Regions from separate parts of the Mus musculus genome. Here region 1 is linked to region 2. The links are chromatin loops, found by intact Hi-C in ENCODE. Cell type or tissue: heart. All regions are shown on one strand.

What was found. A loop is a pair of places that touch in the nucleus more often than their neighbours do. Peaks named below come from ENCODE experiments on the same cell type or tissue, not always from the same donor. Only the 100,000 strongest peaks of a DNase experiment are listed, where the experiment ranks them.
Region 1: it touches region 2 in a loop (4-fold over the local background); 20 of 42 quality-filtered maps call a loop at or near these places.

The regions. Positions count from the first base shown.
Region 1 is chr14:8,341,909-8,344,408 of GRCm38, reverse strand. No RefSeq gene overlaps it. Among named protein-coding and RNA genes, the nearest start is that of 2610318M16Rik, 24 kb to the left of the region's middle. In heart, a CTCF peak has its summit at 1,402; a DNase peak (open chromatin) is centred at 1,488.
Region 2 is chr14:8,078,740-8,081,239 of GRCm38, reverse strand. Htd2 (hydroxyacyl-thioester dehydratase type 2) reads right to left here and starts at 927. Exons shown (of 6, transcript NM_001348727.1): 1 at 728-927. Rpp14 (ribonuclease P 14 subunit) reads right to left here and starts at 927. Exons shown (of 6, transcript NM_025938.4): 1 at 728-927. In heart, a CTCF peak has its summit at 988 (motif pointing left); DNase peaks (open chromatin) are centred at 279 and 909; H3K4me3 peaks cover 1,126 bases; H3K27ac peaks cover 1,040 bases.

The DNA of each region.
Region 1 (2,500 bases), 260 kb before region 2:
TCCCTGCCTCTGCATCCCAGCACTGGTTTATAGGTAGATGTTACATGCCCAGTGTTTTACACGGGTGCAGAGGATCCAGCTTGGGTTTTCATTCTTGTATAGAAAGCACTTTCCCTACTGAACCTGCCCCAGCCCCTGTCGGGACCTCTTTCACAGAGTGAGGCAGAACCCACTCCATACTTAGACTGTTTCAGTAACTCCACCACCATTGGGCACCTGAGCTACTGCAATGGGACCAACACTGTCCTAAAGCTAGGGAGAAACTAATACACAAGACATGACAACTTCATTCCAGACTGGAGAGGTGCGCAAAGCCCACAGAAATATTTCAGTTGCTAAGTGCTATGAGGAAATATTGACCAGGGAGCCCAGGAGGTGACTTTGCATGGAAGCCCAAAGAAGGCTTCTCTCAGGAGGTGATGCCTGACAGTCGGGGGTCCAAAGGAAAGAATCAGGCAAGAACCAAAAGATAAGTGGGGGTGGGTGGGCATAGAGGCAGAGTGAGAACAGCAAACGCAAGTTCCTGTGGTATAGGACGGGCACTGTAGACCAGAGTCTTGAGGGGTTGCAGGAGGGATGAGAGTAGCAAACAAGGTTCTCGAAGCAAACATGGCGTGGTCAATCTTCCCGGTAAACTTGGAGGTGGAGGTGTTTTATATAGTTGGCCCTCTACCACCAAATGCCAAATCTTCATAAAACCTGTTCCATGTAGGCTCTGTCTCTAGGAAATGGGTGGCAGCAGGATTTCCCCTGGTCCAATCTTGGAAAGCCACTGAGTTAAGGTGTTAGACACCCGGGACTCTCCAGTGGGCACAGAATTCAGCATCGTTATTATCAGCACGATGGCAGCAATGCCCTGCTATGAAGAAGCTTTATCCAAATCGATACCTCCTTCTTCCTCAGCCTTACAGGATGGGGCCATTGTAGCCCCTCCAGCCCATCATAACGTTTATGATCTTATTTTTCTTTGGTTTAGAGAAAGAGCCGCATGTAGCCCAGGCTGGCCTTGAACTCACTATGTAACTCAGCATGACCTGATTTTTCTGCCTCTACTTCCTGAGTGCTCAGGTGGCAAGCACACAGCAGCATACCACTTTCAGTCAGTGCTGGCGACTGAACCCAGGTCTCTGTGCACCCCAAACTGAGCTTCAGTCACAGCCCAAAGGATAAGCTGATAAGTGGCATGGAAGTGGCATGATTCAGCCGACATTTTAGTAAAACGGAGGCTTCGGTTTACATGGGGTCACCCGACTACTGAACTGGTGGATGAATGGGACGAGTGTTGAGTGTCAGGAAAAGTTAAATGGTGTCCCCAAGGCTACAGAGCTGTGAAGGGAAGAGCTAGCATTTAATCCCAATGTGACTCCTGCCTTAATCTCTACCCCAGGCTGGTGTTAGAGAGGAGCCTAGTGGTTAGAAAAGGAAAGTGGCTGCTAGGGACACTTTGAGAACTTGGCCTCTGGCCTGGAATCCAGCCTCCAGACATTTTCCTGGCCTGAGCCCAGCCGGTTGCCCTCCAGCCGTCTCATGGCACCATCCTAGTGAATGATAGTCTGCTTTCAAGAGTTTCCGCTCTAGAAGAGCCCAACCCAATTGTCTTCAGAGATGTCCTATTAATAAGGCTGTCTGGCTTGACACTGGCACCCCCCCATAGGCCCACCCTGCCCCCCCCCCCCCCCGGAAGCTCAACTGCTGGCTCTCTGCTAAGCAGTGTGTGGCCAAGCCAGCCAGAGTTCAACTGCCTCTCCCCAGCCGTGTGACCACCCCATCTCTGCCCTGCTCCATCTTCCAGGTTGCCTTGGTTTTCCTTCCAGAGAGAGGCAGGAAGCTGGGAGATTAGGACCCTTGGGGACACCCCAGAGGGCCTTAAGGTGCCCAGGAATGTGCAGCTCCACAGCCTGACTGAAGTGCTTCTGGCTTTGGAGCAACACTGAAAACCACCTTTGTGCATACAAGAATGAGCTGCAAAACAGATCAGCGTGAACAGGGAGAGCCTGGACATATCCCTGAAGCCCACCCAAGCCTGGTACATACTTCACGCCATGGAAACAATCCAGGCATTGGTGGGGACCCCCGTGTGTCATACTGGAGTTCTGCATGTGGCTAGGGGATTGGATTCTCCAGAGATAGAGCCTAACCACACCCAGGAACCTCAGCCACTCACGCCCTCAAAGCCGTCTCCAACTCACAGCCAGGATTGGCTCTGGAGAGTTGGTTGGTGTTCAAGGCAAAGCCTTTATCTGATTTCTCCATTTCTGCAGTGAGAGATAACCTAGGTTCTCTGGCTGCTAAGGGCGTGTCCAGCACAGGCGGATGGAAACAAAACAAAACAAAACAAACAAACAAGCATGATGACAGTTTCAGACTGACCAACCTGCTGCAGATACAGGGATGTGGACACATCAGTTCAGTTTTCCATTCATCTCCTTGTGTGTAGGAGTTACCATCTAAGAGACCATCTGTGGGAACTGGGCTGGGTGACGTGTTTAGAATAGTCCTT
Region 2 (2,500 bases):
TTAAATCCCTGAAGGAATCCCGACCTTTGTCTAAATGCCGGATTTTTAAGGAAAGGATTAATTAATTTGTTTGTTTGTTTAGCGTTTATTCCTCTGTGTAACGGAGTCCTGAAACTCACAGATCACCTGCCACTGCCTCCTAGGCGCTGGAATTAAAGGCGTGTTGAAACAATTTCTTAAGACCTAACACTCTGGGCTTCCTCCTCCTCTTGGCCTCGGCATCGCCTCTGGGTAGCCACGTGTCTCACACTCTCCAGCCTCTCTGATCTTACTCAATGTGTCCCACTGCCCATCCTATCTATTATGGTACCATACCCTCCTTGCCTAGTTCTTGCAAGTTCTCCCCTTCTGCTTCAGTGTCTGCACTCCGAAACAGAGATCTGCTTCATACCCTAGTGCTTCTCACGAACTCACGAACCGGTGTCTTGAACATTTGGGGGACACAAGACATAACTAAAGCAATTGTTTAAAAAGCCGATCCCCTACTGCCGAAGAGTAAGATTGTTCCCAACCTTGCTCCATTAACAATCGCTACTGACTTTGCGCCCACATCAAGGGCAGTGAGCCCAGCAAACGGCCGGATCAGCCCTCCCGGTCACCGCCTGTATCCGGGACCTAAGCCGCGCTGTACAGAGCCCGGCGGTGGCTCTCAGACTGACACTACAGCAGCGAAGAACCTGAGGTCCGCCACACTTCCACCTCGTGCTCCCGCGTCGCGCATGCGCACCTGCCCCGCGAGGCTAAACCGCCTCGGCCCAGGACGGAGAGGATCACTGGAATAACCGCGTTCCTGACTCTTGCACGCCGCTAGAATTCGGCATGGGTCGGAGTTCCCACGCAGCAGCCCAAGTTCGGACCTGGAAAACTGGTGATATTTACATTCGCACCGCCCCACAGACGCATAACAGGACGTGGCGTCACCGCGCCGCGTCGGTCACTGAACTAGTGCGTAACCCTCAGCGGGGGCTGAGGACGAACAGGTTCTGCGCCCTCTAGCGTCCACCCTCGGAACTGTCGTCAGACACTCTTCATGGTCATTTATTTCTACATTTATGCTCAACAGGTTATATCAAACAACCCCTCTCCTTTCTTGCTTTCTCTTTCTTTTTCTTTTTTGCAATGCCAGGGATCAAAACCACAACCTTGTCTATACTAAGCAAGTCCTCTACCACCAAGCTAAATCTGAGCCTTGCCATCTCAGGAACATCCGTGTCACGCACTAAAGACAAGATCGTCTGTCAGTTTCCCAATGTGGCTCCTAACATACACTAGAGATTCTGTTTTGATGTGGAAAAATCCAGCTGCTCCTATTTCCAGATGTAAGTAATTCCACTTCTGTATCTAATCACCAAGTCAGAATCCGTTATGCATTAGCGACTATTCTGAGTGCTGGCAACTCCGGAGAATAGGATATGGTCCTTGTATTCATGTGACATACCGTGTATATTTAACAGTTATAATAGCAACTAATATTTACGTTTGGGCCAGGCATTGTGCAGAAGATTTCACGTAAGTGATCTAATGGAACCCTCAAGCAACCTTAAGGCAGCTATTATTGCAATAGTCCCTGTTTTACATAAGGGAACTGAAGGCCAGAGAGAGACTAAATTGTCTGCCTTTGATGGTTGCCAGTGTTAATACAGATTATCTGCTTTGGCCAGTATGATATTTGTATATGCTAGGCCCAGGGAGTGGCACTGTTGGAGTAGGTGTGTCACTGTGGGCGTGGGCTTTAAGACCTTCATCCTAGCTGCCTGGAAGCCAGTCTTCTGCTAGAAGCCTTCAGATGAAGATGTAGAACTATCACCTCAGCCTGGAGGCTGCCATGCTCCCACCTTGATGATAATGAACTGAACCTCTGAACCTGTAAGCCAGCCCCAATTAAATGTCCTTTATAAGAGTTGCCTTGGTCATGGTATCTGTTCACAGCAGTAAAACCCTAACTAAAGCAGCCAGTGTTGTCCAGACTAGTTCAGGAGCACCATCTTAACCCAACTGCCTTCTGAGGTAGTCTCTGGGTATGGGAACTTGGTGATGGCTCATCACCATATTGCAGTCCTTGGCACCAGTGGTCACACAGCTTGAGTTTACTAAAAAGATGAGCGTTGATTTGGCCTGAGTGGGACACAGTAGTGATGGTAACAGTATGCCTTGCACAGCCAAGCCTGTGCCCAGGTAAGTTGGGGCCTTTCCTGTAATTGGGGAAAAAAAACCTGATATTTTTGTCCCCTAAGCTTTCATTCCTGCCTTGGCCATGCTCTGAAGTCGTGGCCTCTGTTTCCTCTCCTTCCTGCCCAGAGGAAACAAGGCTTGTTGGGGAATAAGGGGGAAAAGCTAACACAGACCCCAGAGAGGGGCATTTTCTTTCTCAAAACTAGTTTGTATTTTGGTAATTATAGCAGAATTTTAGCAGAACTATTGTATCTGACATGAATCGGAAGTTATGGTACCTAAGCTTTGAAGAAATCTTTTGTCAGTGATTATTATCTGAGATTTTATG